Regions from separate parts of the Homo sapiens genome. Here region 1 is linked to region 2. A link is a loop called in an ENCODE intact Hi-C map of the cell type or tissue named here. Cell type or tissue: HepG2. All regions are shown on one strand. Each heading gives the region's core, and the rest is flanking DNA. Links, peaks and the distances in the headings are about the cores only. Region 1 overlaps LOC107984887 (a long non-coding RNA gene). Region 2 holds the start of SALL1 (spalt like transcription factor 1).

The links. Hi-C counts contacts between places; a loop is a spot of excess contacts. Peaks named below come from ENCODE experiments on the same cell type or tissue, not always from the same donor. Only the 100,000 strongest peaks of a DNase experiment are listed, where the experiment ranks them.
Region 1: it touches region 2 in a loop (8-fold over the local background); 4 of 110 quality-filtered maps call a loop at or near these places.

What each region holds. Positions count from the first base shown.
Region 1 is chr16:51,055,733-51,061,102 of GRCh38, reverse strand. LOC107984887 (a long non-coding RNA gene) reads left to right here. Exons shown (of 3, transcript XR_001752177.2): 1 at 1-82; 2 at 2,364-2,522; 3 at 3,439-5,370. Among named protein-coding and RNA genes, the nearest start is that of LINC02127, 41 kb to the right of the region's middle. In HepG2, for the core only: no CTCF peak of the experiment used is centred there; DNase peaks (open chromatin) are centred at 2,332 and 2,922; H3K4me3 peaks cover 1,389 bases.
Region 2 is chr16:51,149,448-51,154,817 of GRCh38, reverse strand. It overlaps SALL1 (spalt like transcription factor 1), which reads left to right and starts at 3,548. Exons shown (of 3, transcript NM_002968.3): 1 at 3,548-3,652. The coding sequence starts at 3,577. RefSeq lists enhancers at 1-195, 3,851-4,351. In HepG2, for the core only: no CTCF peak of the experiment used is centred there; DNase peaks (open chromatin) are centred at 2,427 and 3,257; H3K4me3 peaks cover 3,710 bases; H3K27me3 peaks cover 984 bases.

The sequences.
Region 1 (5,370 bases), core at 285-5,284, 94 kb after region 2:
AGGTGTACAATTGTTTCAAGGCTGGGGAAAGCATTCCAAAGGGGACCTACTCCAGCTGATCTCAGGACGGCAAATGGCAAGTGTGAGTATGTGCTCTTTGCCCCTCACCCGAACAGACAGTGTTCTAAGACACCTGCCCTCAGCCCCTGGATGCCATCTGCTATGTAAATGTACTTCCAAGCTAACAGGAGACCTTGTCGTAAGGTGTTAATTCACTTTAGTTTAATATCTGCAAAGGGTAGAATCATTTCTTTAATGATATAGGTAAATATTTCCAACGGGTGTGTGCGTGTGTGTGTGTGTGTGTGTGTGTGTGTGTGTGTGTTTCTTCCTCCCTCCCTCCCTCCTTCTCCCTTCCTCCCTCCCTCCCTTCCTTCCCTTTTTTACTCACTCTCCCAAGTCAAAGTATCCAAAAGCTCATGGCTGGATCTTCAACAGGACTTAAGGTTGCTTCCTCCCTGTGACTTGTGTGTCTGTTTCATGACCTCTCCTGTAAGTCACAGCCCCTGCTCTGAAGGTATTTTCTGCCTACTTGGAAAAACAAAACACAAACTTGGAAGAGAGGAAGGAAAATAAAGAAAATTGAGATTATAGACCATGTGTTTTGTACAACCACAGTTACTATAAGTGTTTGGAGAGGAAGGAGCTGGTTGCGAGCCAGAGTAGCCCAGGAAGGCTTCTGGGAGGAGTGGTAGTTGAGGTAGGGCTTGCAGGATATGTAGAGTTTGAAAAGGTAGCAGAGTAACGAAGAGGCATCCCAGGGAAAGGAGCAGCCTGGCAAAAAGGGGAGGAGGAGACTGACTGCGTTTAAGAGACGGGCACACTTTGGGGAAGAAGAGAGTCAGGTCAGGGTGGACCAAAGAAACCAGATGTTATTAATAATATCCCAAGGATAGTAATGGATTGGTTTGTTTGTTGGTTGGTTGGTTGATTATTTTTACTAGAATCTTTAAACTATAAAAGTAACACATGGAAGAAAATTCAAATAATTCAGAAGGGTATAGAGCGAGAAACGAAGGCTCCCCCACTTACCTCTCAGACTCCCAGTCCTAACCAGTGTTCTCTGTGAGCCTTACACAAGCACAGTGATAAATGAATACTCACTTTCTTTTTAAGCAAACACGGTCACATCAAACATACTTTGTTGCTACATGCACTTTTAAAATAAGAAACAAAATTTTAACATTTAGACCTTTTTCTGTTTCCACAGATTGCTCCTTGCCCTTATATTTAACTATCCCACGGTATTTTGTTGCATTGACATACCAGAAAATGTTTACCTGCCCTTTATGAAAAATCCAGTGGCATTGCTTAGAATTCTTTTTATTATTAAAAGCACAGCAATTGCTTCCCTTTGTCAAGTGGAGTGGTTGAGTCACATTATACATACATTTAAAATTTTGAAGGCCATTGTCAAATGACCCTCCAAAGAGATTTTACCAGCCAGATTTTCATTTCCATCTACAGTATGGGAAAATGTTTCTTTCCATCTATGGAAGGCACACTAGTCAAGAGGCAGGAGTGGGTGTCAGTGAGCCTGAAATGCATTATTTCTCCTTAATCTCATTGCTGCAGGACCTTAGGAAATGTATTTAACCAACCTCTTCATATCTCCGTTTGCTCATTTTAAAATGAGGATAAAAGTAGTGTTTATATCATAAGGTCAGTTTAAGTATTCAATGAGATGATGATACACCTAAATACTGAATTTGTGCCTTACACACAGCAAGAACTGAACAAATGGAACCTTGTTATTTATTTATTTATTTACTTTTTATTTCCATAGGCTTTTGGAAAACACGTGGTATTTGGTTACATGAGTCAGTTCTTTAGTGGTGATTTGTGAGATTTTGGTGCACCCATCATTCAAGCAGTACACAATGAACCCAATTTGTAGCCTTTTATCCCTCACCTCCTTCCCACTCTTTCCTTTCCAGTCCCCAAGGTCTGTTGTATCATTTTTATGCCTTTGCATCCTCATAGCTTAGCTCCCACTTATGAGAACATATGATGTTTGGTTTTCCATTCCTGAGTTACTTCACTTAAAATAATGGTTTCCAATCTTATCCAGATCACTGAGAATGCCATTAATTCTTTCCTTTTAATGGTTGAGTAGTATTCCATTGTGTGATACACACACACACACACACACACACACACACACACACACAGTTTCTTTATCCACTCATTGATTGATGGCGATTTGGGCTGGTTCCATGTTTTTGCAATTGTGAACTGTGCTGCCATAAACATGCTTGTGCAAGTATCTTTTTCATACAATGGCTTCTTTTCTTCTGGGCAAACTTTGATAGAAGACTCCATTGATGTTCTGATCCTATACCCTTTTAACTTTATCATTTCAGGGCATGCTGTCCAATGTCCAACTTCCCACTGTCAGCACCTGCAGGTCTTTGTCTTAAGTTTTGCTGGCTGTCCAGGGCTCACTGCAGGCCAAAAGGCTGGGGAGTTAATCAGCAGCCTCCCTCAGCAGCCTTTGACGAGTGTGTGACGGGAGCTGGTGTGTAAGTACCTCAGCTCTCTCTCCCTCAGAACCCGTAACTCTGACTGTTCCCTTCCCCTCCCCAGTCCCTTGTGGAATTAAGCTCTAGTGACAAAGGTAACTTGATTAATTTCTTCCCTTCCCTTCCCTTCCCTCTCTCCCTCCCCATTCTGCTCCTGGATTTCCTGGGATTCCTCCCAAATCAACCACTTCTACTAAAACATCTCAGAGTCTGCTTCTGGGGGTTCCAAATTAGACCAAATTTTAAAACTTTGCCCATTTGCTTTAAAAATACAATGTTTTAATTTTCATTACTTTCATTGTGAATAAGATTGGATTTATTTTCCTATGTCACTGGCCAAATGCGTTGCTTTTCTCTGCTATCTGCCTGTTCCTGTACTTTGCTCATTTATCTATTGGGCTGTTTGTCTTTTCCTTATTGATTTGTAAGAGCTCTTTGTAAATAATAAAAATTAGCCCTTTGTCTATTATGTGATGCTGTTTCCCACATTGCTGCTTGCCTTCTGACTTTGTTTAGGACTTTCTTTCTCTCTCTCTTTATTTTTGGCCATACAGAAGTTTAAAATTTTAATGTAATCAAAGAGAAGATCGGGTTTAAAATCACTGCTTCTTTCTATTTATTTTCTGCTTGGATTTAGTTCTTCCCATAAATGATGAATAGAACTCTAAGATGAGAAGGAGCCCTGTCAGAGTGCTCTTCTGTATACAGACAACTATATACATACATACATATATATATATATATATATATATATAAAATATAAAATTACACACATACACACACAGTGACGTTCACTGCTAATCTCTCTTTCCTGGAAATTATCCATGTGTGACTGCAGAAATTCTCTGTTCTCTGTGCATTTCTTTCTTGTTTCATAAACCGAGGTTTGCAGCATCAATATGCTTTTGTGTTACAGCCCGGTCTGGATGGAAGAAGTCCACCTGCATTTAACACCAGTTGTACAGAATTCTCAGTTCTCCTGTGTGCAACTGCTCAGAGTTAAGTATTCAGAATAATCAACTGCATATTTAAAGTTCTATCCATCTCTCTTCTTTAGATCTTAAGAGCTAAGGTTTGTTTTCTCTCTCCGTTCGTTGTATCCTACAGAATGCCTGCAGCCCTGGTTTGGGCTGTTTGGTTGGTGCTGTACATCTAGACCTGCCTTTTCCTGGCTTAGCTGTGTCTGGGAGTTAGTCTAAGCTGCAGGGATGGGTGGGGAGAGGGCTTCACTGCACTCAGGCTGTGGATGGAACTAGCAGCTTCGGCTGGAAGGCTCGAGGGTGGTTCAGGGCATGGATTATTGGACTCTCTCTCTGCTCCATGACCAAGTGTCCCCCTTGGCTGCTGACATTTGCATGGGTGTGGGGTAGAGGGAGGTTGCTCTTTAACCATTTCATGTCCACTGTAGTGTAGGTAACGCTAGCACATGCTGCAAGTGAGGATGCCAAACTTGCTATTTCCCACAACTTCTCTAGGTCTCCAAATACAACTAAGGAATAGAAAGGCATTTCTTTCTGTTCCTTGACAATGTCTAGCTTATTCTCATCTCGGCGTATCTACTTGCCCTCCCCCACTCACATTATTTTAGTCTTTACTCAAATGTTCCTTCTCAGAGTGACAATCCCAGCCCACCCCATCTAGAGAAACCACCTCTCCCGCCAACCATGCTCTATCATTTTACTACTTTATTATTAGTATTTTTTGCAAAGCATTGATCTCTACTGTGAACTGTGGTATGTATTGGTGTGCTTGTTTCTTGTAACCTGTCTCCTGGAATGTCCTCTCGGTGAAGGTACAGGCTTTGTCCCAGACGCTAACACCTGACAGATACACAAGGGGTGCTCCAAATGATACTAAACAGGATTCTTCCTCTGAAATGGAGGGGCCTAGGATGGATAGGGGGAATCAGTGCTGACTCCTCAGCTGGGGATGGCCTGGCACCCTCTCACAGGCTTCATGGTGATGGTGCCCACAGAACAGACACCTCTCATTCTCCAAAGAGGACTGAGGACCCAGTCTAGACTTCGTCCAGGGTGTCATTTATGTTTACAATTCCTAAAGGGAAATGACTAACCCTGTGATGTCAAAAAGAACTTGAAGCCTGCTCTAGGAGGTGGAGCTAAAAGAAAAACACTGAGTTGCTAGAAAGGAAGGAGGAAAGTCATTTGGAGAAGGGACAGGAGCTTAAGAAGGTACTGTTTGAAAGAGAAGGAGATTCCACGGTAAGGGCCCCCCAAATGCCCAAGAAGAAGGGGTGAACAGCCTTTCAGACACCTATAAAACTTTCCAATGCATGGTCCAGTTGACATATGGCCAGGAAAGGACATGTACAACTTAAAGGGAACAGTCTCCTGGGCATAAGCTATTACTTTTCAAAGCAGCCTAGAGAAAGAAATTGCATCGTGTTATTCTCATTCTCTCCCTCAATGTCTTTCCCTCTGAATTTCAATCTCTCTCTCTCTCTCTGTATGTCTCTCTGTCTCCATCCTTGTCTGTCCTACCCTTGTCCTGGAGCTCTCTATGTTCTCTGTGTGTTTTCTGATGTCTGCCTCTCTTCCCTTCTGAGATCCTTTTCTGATGGATGTGTGAACGGATGGTTTTGCATGCAAGCTCATCAGCAGTCACTTGAGTGGATTCCGTAAAAACTTTCTGAAACCAAATCAAATGAAAACCAACCCATAAACTGGGGAAAACAAAAGGGCCCTTTGGACTTGAAAAGGTTAGAGAAGACTGCAGGAGCTGCACACACCGTTCGATCGCGTTCGAAGCTGGGGTTTTAATTTAGTTTTCCTATTTACCCCGTTGAAGTTCCTCACTGCTCAACTGCTAATGCATTTCCAACTGAAAT
Region 2 (5,370 bases), core at 249-5,248:
CCAGTGAGGTCGCGACCCCGGCGCAGCTGCCGCCTCACTTCGGGCTATCCCCATTCGCTATTGCGGATCAGCCCCTAAGTACCAGGCCCTCTGGCGGAACCTGCAAGTCCAAACTTCGCTACCCGGATTCCCCAGTAGTCCCCCCCCCACCCCACCTCCACCCAGAGTTAGGAGGGTGCTACCGCACGTAGAGCGCGCAGGTCTCTGGGGTGAGCAGGGCGCGTGGAGGGACTCCAGGAGTGGCACCTCACTCCCGCTCGCCGCCTACTTTCGACCCGCACAAAAATAAAGAATAACCCCCACTCTGCTTCTGTTTTTATTGATGTATTTCTTTGCATCGCGGCACGCGGAGCCTCGCCAGCGCCCTGACACTGCAGCGCCCGCACCAGCGAACCACGGAACTTGGGACCGAGACAATGGCCCGTAATTGATGTATTGCCATCAACAATAAAGACCAATTCTCCTCTCCCCGCCATTCCGACCATCCCCCTCCTCCCATCCCCCCCTCCTCCACCTCCCATCTCCTTTCCCGGGGCCACCGAGGGAAAGAAAACAAACAAGAAATTAGCGGGGGACGCCAAGCGCAGATCGAAACGCCCGCCTCTACGCCGTCGAGGACGCAAAAAAACGAAAAAAGTTATTAAAGTTTGGATCCCCCAATTTATTCGTCTCTGCTCGCCCATTTTTAATTAAGCATCGCGTAGCTGCTTTTCGCATGTTCATTTCGTTTGGTTGTTTGTTGTGGTGTTTTTTTGGGGGGGGGGAATTTTTTTTTTTCCTACACTTAATCTTAAATCACACGTAGACCAAGTAACAAACACGTGTGAAGTTATTCCCGGGAGCTTCCTGCTGCGCACGCGGCGCGCACCAGGAGAAAAGCTTTGCGGGACCGCCAGCTCCGCTAGGTTCCTGGCTGCATGCGGTGCCCGGGAGGCCCGGACTTTCAAGAAGCCAAGATTGTTAGAGAAGGATGCGGGCGGCTCCAAACACGGGCACATTCCGGGAAAGGAGTGTGCAAGTGCACACAAACGCGTTCGTGTACCTGGGACAGTGTGGATTGGTGGGTGTGCGAGGACCCCTGTTTGTGAGATGGAGGCGGGTGCGGGATTTACACGTGCTCCCGTACACGTTCCCCGGGGTCTGGGAGATGCGAGCCGCTCACACCCCAGGAGTGCGCAGATCCATCTTTGCCGAGGGATCTCTTTAAATATTCAGTGAGAAATAATGGCATTTGAAGCACCACCTATGGAAACATTATTATCTTCATTCTTCAACATCAGCCCCACTGATAGCTTCGTTTGTCTTTTTATCAAAATCTACTGTACCCATCAGGACCTGGCGAGAACGGGAGAGCGAGGCGGAGAGGGTGTGAATGTGTGTGTTAGGGAGTGAGCGAGGGCAGAAGATAAGTAAGAGAAAAGGTGGAAAACGGACGAGCAGGGAGAGAGAAGGGAGAAGTTATACCAATAAAAAAAAATAAAGTCAGCAGATGAAAAACAGAAACATTCATCGGCACACACACACATTTACACCTTAAAAGAAAAGATTTAAGAAGCTAAGAGAAAGGGAAGGGTCCTCTACCGGAGCGCAGTACAGGTCCGGAGTACACGAAGTCGGCTCGGGAGACCGGTGCCCACTTCGCGCGAACCGACCGTGGCACCGGCCAGACTCAAGGGCGCTCGCGAATTGGGGCGTCCTTATGAGCCCTCTCCTTTCCTGATCGTGAGATAGGGCAGGGATTGTGTATCTGCACCCCCCTCCTCCCCCATTACTCAGCCGAAGTTTAGTTTAGTTTAGTCCTTCGGGCGCAAGACTTCGAGAACCTTGGAGCGAGGAGACCCCGAGGCGCGAGGGGAAAGAGCTAGGCTGAGCCGCGTACCGAGTCTCAGGTTCGCGGGCGCCTGAGCCCGGCAGAGGGATCGGGCTCCTGGCTCTGGGCTCTGGGGCGAGGGTAGGGAGGTTGCATCTCAGCTTGAGGGAGATGGTGATAGAGCGAAAAGTTCGGGCGCCGCGCTCGGCAAGTGCCCAAAAAGTGGAGGCGAGCTTCGGCGCCGCCAGGCAGCCTCGGACAGAACACCTCCCCACCGCCCTCCCCCCACCCCGCTTTCCGGCTCTGCGCCGCCACCTCGTCCCGGAAGGCTGGGGCGCGGCCCCCTCCCCAGGGCGGGGTGCCCAGGGGTCCCAGGGACTGGCCCAGTCCAGTGCCGGGTCCGCCCGGGCTGTGTCTCCCTAGGCCGGTGCTCGCTGCTGCGCTCAGTGTGAGCCGCAGCCCCTCCCCTCCCCCCGGCCGGAGCTGAACTCGGAGCCCAGGCCGGTCCCCGCTCTCCGCCCGCCCGGGGCTCTGCGGCGCCACCGCTGCCGCCGCCTCCCCGCGGAGTGACGCGCCCTGCAGCCAACCGGGGCAGCCGGGGGGGAGGTCCGGGAGGGGTCCTGGGCGGAGCCGGGCCGCCCCCTTATCCCACGGGCTCGGGGCTGCTTCTCCCGAAAACTTCAGCCCTAATTGTCCTGGGAATGTCCGAGGTAGAGAAAGGGAGCGAGGGAGCAAGCAAGAAGCTGGAGGATCAGTGCCCCTGGCGGGGAGGGGATGGGGTGGCGGGAGAACTGCCCCTCCCCCCAGCCACAAACCCATCAGGTTCCCAAACCTTTCCTGGATCCTCTTCTCCGCGCCCCCGCGAGCCCGGGATCCAGGGGATGGAGAACTCGGGGCGGAGGAGCGCCGAGCCAGGCGGGAGGGAGGCCGAGCCGTGGGCGGGAGGCGGACCGGCGTGGGGCTGGCTCTTCCCCACTCGCTTATTTTTTTTTTTAATGGGGGTGGGGGTGGGCTGCTTTCTGGTAGCTCTTAAAGAAACGAAGAAACACTCACGAAACGGGACGCCCTCCCCCCTGATCCCGCCGCGGGACTCCCTCCCCCCGCGGGCCGGCGCGCCTCGCCCCCGAGTTGGGAAGTTCGCAGCGCGCCGGCAGCCCGGGTCCCCAGCCCTCGCCGCCCGGCCCCACCCCCCACCCGGGGCGGCTCAATTCCGGGGAGGGCATGCTAATTTGGGTCGGCCCAGCCCGGGATTGTGGGGGGGGGCGAAGGAGGGAGGGAAGAGGGAGGGGAGAGGGAGAGAGCGGGGGGCGCCTGCCGGGGCGCCGGGCCCGCAGTGGAGAGGAGGCCGGCCCCCGGCGGCCGGGCCGCGGAGTCCCGGGCGGTCGCAAAGAGGGTTAACCCAGTGTCGGGCGGCGCGGCGCGCAGAGCCAGCCCCGCGGCCGGCTTATTGGGCCAGCGCGCGGAGAGACAGGGGTCTGCAGCAAATCACGAACTAATTGATTAAGGCGAGCGGGTTTGAATAGCGCTGGCCCGGTGCCAATCGCCTTTCAAAGAGCCCCTCTATGATTAATCGCAATGCATTATTGATAATCATAATTATAGCAGGACACATGCGCGCTGCGCCCGGGGCCGGGGAGCCGGGGAGGGGGCGGGCGGGCCGGCGGGCGGGGGGAGCCGCCGCCGCCGCCGCCGCTCGATTTCCGTAATTTTGAGAAGATTTTTTTTTAGTAATTTTTTATTCTGCCCCAGCTGATGTTTGAGCCAGCATGTCGCGGAGGAAGCAAGCGAAGCCTCAACATTTCCAATCCGACCCCGAAGTGGCCTCGCTCCCCCGGCGAGATGGTGAGTGCTCCGGCCCGCGCCGTGGACACACACACACGCACTCACACTCACGCACACTCGGACCCACTCACACGCGGCTGGCCCCCGCGCCCCCTACCTCACCGCCGCCGCGGCCCCGATTGCTTCTTCCACTCGGCGTAATTTTTTTTTTCTTTTTAATTTTCAATGTGCCTTTGCTGGGCTTTCCCCCGCTGCCCCGGGGAAAGCGAGCACATCTCCCGGCAGGATCTTTCCGGAGTTGTTGGGTCCTCCCGGGGGAAGGAGGGCGGGCATGCCGGCCTGGCTTCTCCGTCCCTGCTTTTCCGGGGATCCCAGCCGCGGCCAAGACCCGGGAGCCCCATGAGGCGTGGGTGCGGGTGGAGGTCGCCCCGGCCTGACCGCACGGGGCCCCTAGCGCTCCCGGCGCCGGCCCCAGGGCACCCGGCCCGGCCTCCGCCGCCCGGCCTTGCTGCCAGCGGTAAGGAAGTTTACTTCGGGCGCTGGGCTGAACTCCGAGCGTGGGGGAGTTCGCTGCGCCCCCCTGCCCCCACGCACACTCCCCCTCGGCCTGCGAGGCAGAACCGGGTGTCTTTGGAGGTTCAGAGCTGCAAGAAGATGGGGACTGGTGTCGGGGCGCCAGCGCCTGACCCGCTGGGGTTGCGGCCGGGGTGGAGAGTGCTGCTGGCCGCCAGTTGTTCCGGAGACGGTGCAAACGGACGGGGAAAGTGTCGGGGTCTGGCTCGCAAAATTTATCTCCGCATCTCTTCCCACAACACTTGCACCCTCTGCCCCCCAAAATCTTTCTGGTCGGTATGCGCCCTCTGCGGATCGTGGTGCTCCCTACTTCCAGGGGGGTCAGGGAAGAAGTCATAGAATAGTTTTCCAGGTTTGCGGGTGGCCAGCCAGAGTGGAATCCCCCCTGAAACAGGGGCACTTGTTTTCTCCGATGGAGGCGACAACTGTGGGTCCCGAAGGGGCTGAACAAGTCCAGAACAAAGTTTGTGTGTGGGGGCTATGGCAGAGAGTGGAAGAGATCCGGGCAGGGAGTTGGGGTACAAAGGGAGGACACCTGGAATCCCTCCTTGCTCCTAAAGGTGTTTCACGGTACCGGCCTCAAAGCTCCCAGGCCTAGCGCCCGAGGCGGTGTAGCGGCGCCCGGACTCGGGTCCCCGGGTCGTCCCGGCACGATGCTGGCCTCTCGGCTGTGGGAGGACGCACAAGGAGCAATCTCGGCGGGGTCTCAGCGGCTCCGGATGCCACTCGGGATGCCCACGCCCTAGGCGGCATTTTGGGGTGTGAAGGAGGGAGCTGGGCCCCGACAGAGCTCCGAAGCGTGACCCTGATCGGCACCTCAGCCCACTAAGCTGCGGCCGCCCGGGCCCCCAGGTCCCCGGCTCGTTTCCCAGAGGCCTGCCTCTCGGTAGAGCTGGGGCACAGTGAAGCGAAGGGACCCCCGCTCCCTTTACCCCTGATGTCGGGAAAGGGGAATCCTGACTTGGGGTCCCTGTAAAAAAATGGAGGACTTGAAATTAATTAAGAAATGCTTTACAATAGCCCTCCTCCCGGCCCCCAGTGTTTCCTCAAGCTTGAATCCTTACCCACGGCCTCTGCGATTTCTCAGTCCGCTGAAAAGAGCCCCTGAACCCCGCTTTCCACCCCAAGCGAAAGCGAGCACGCGGGGTAGATGGAGGTGAGATGACCCAAGGCCGCAGCAGCTGCGCCGAGTATTTTTCCGGGTT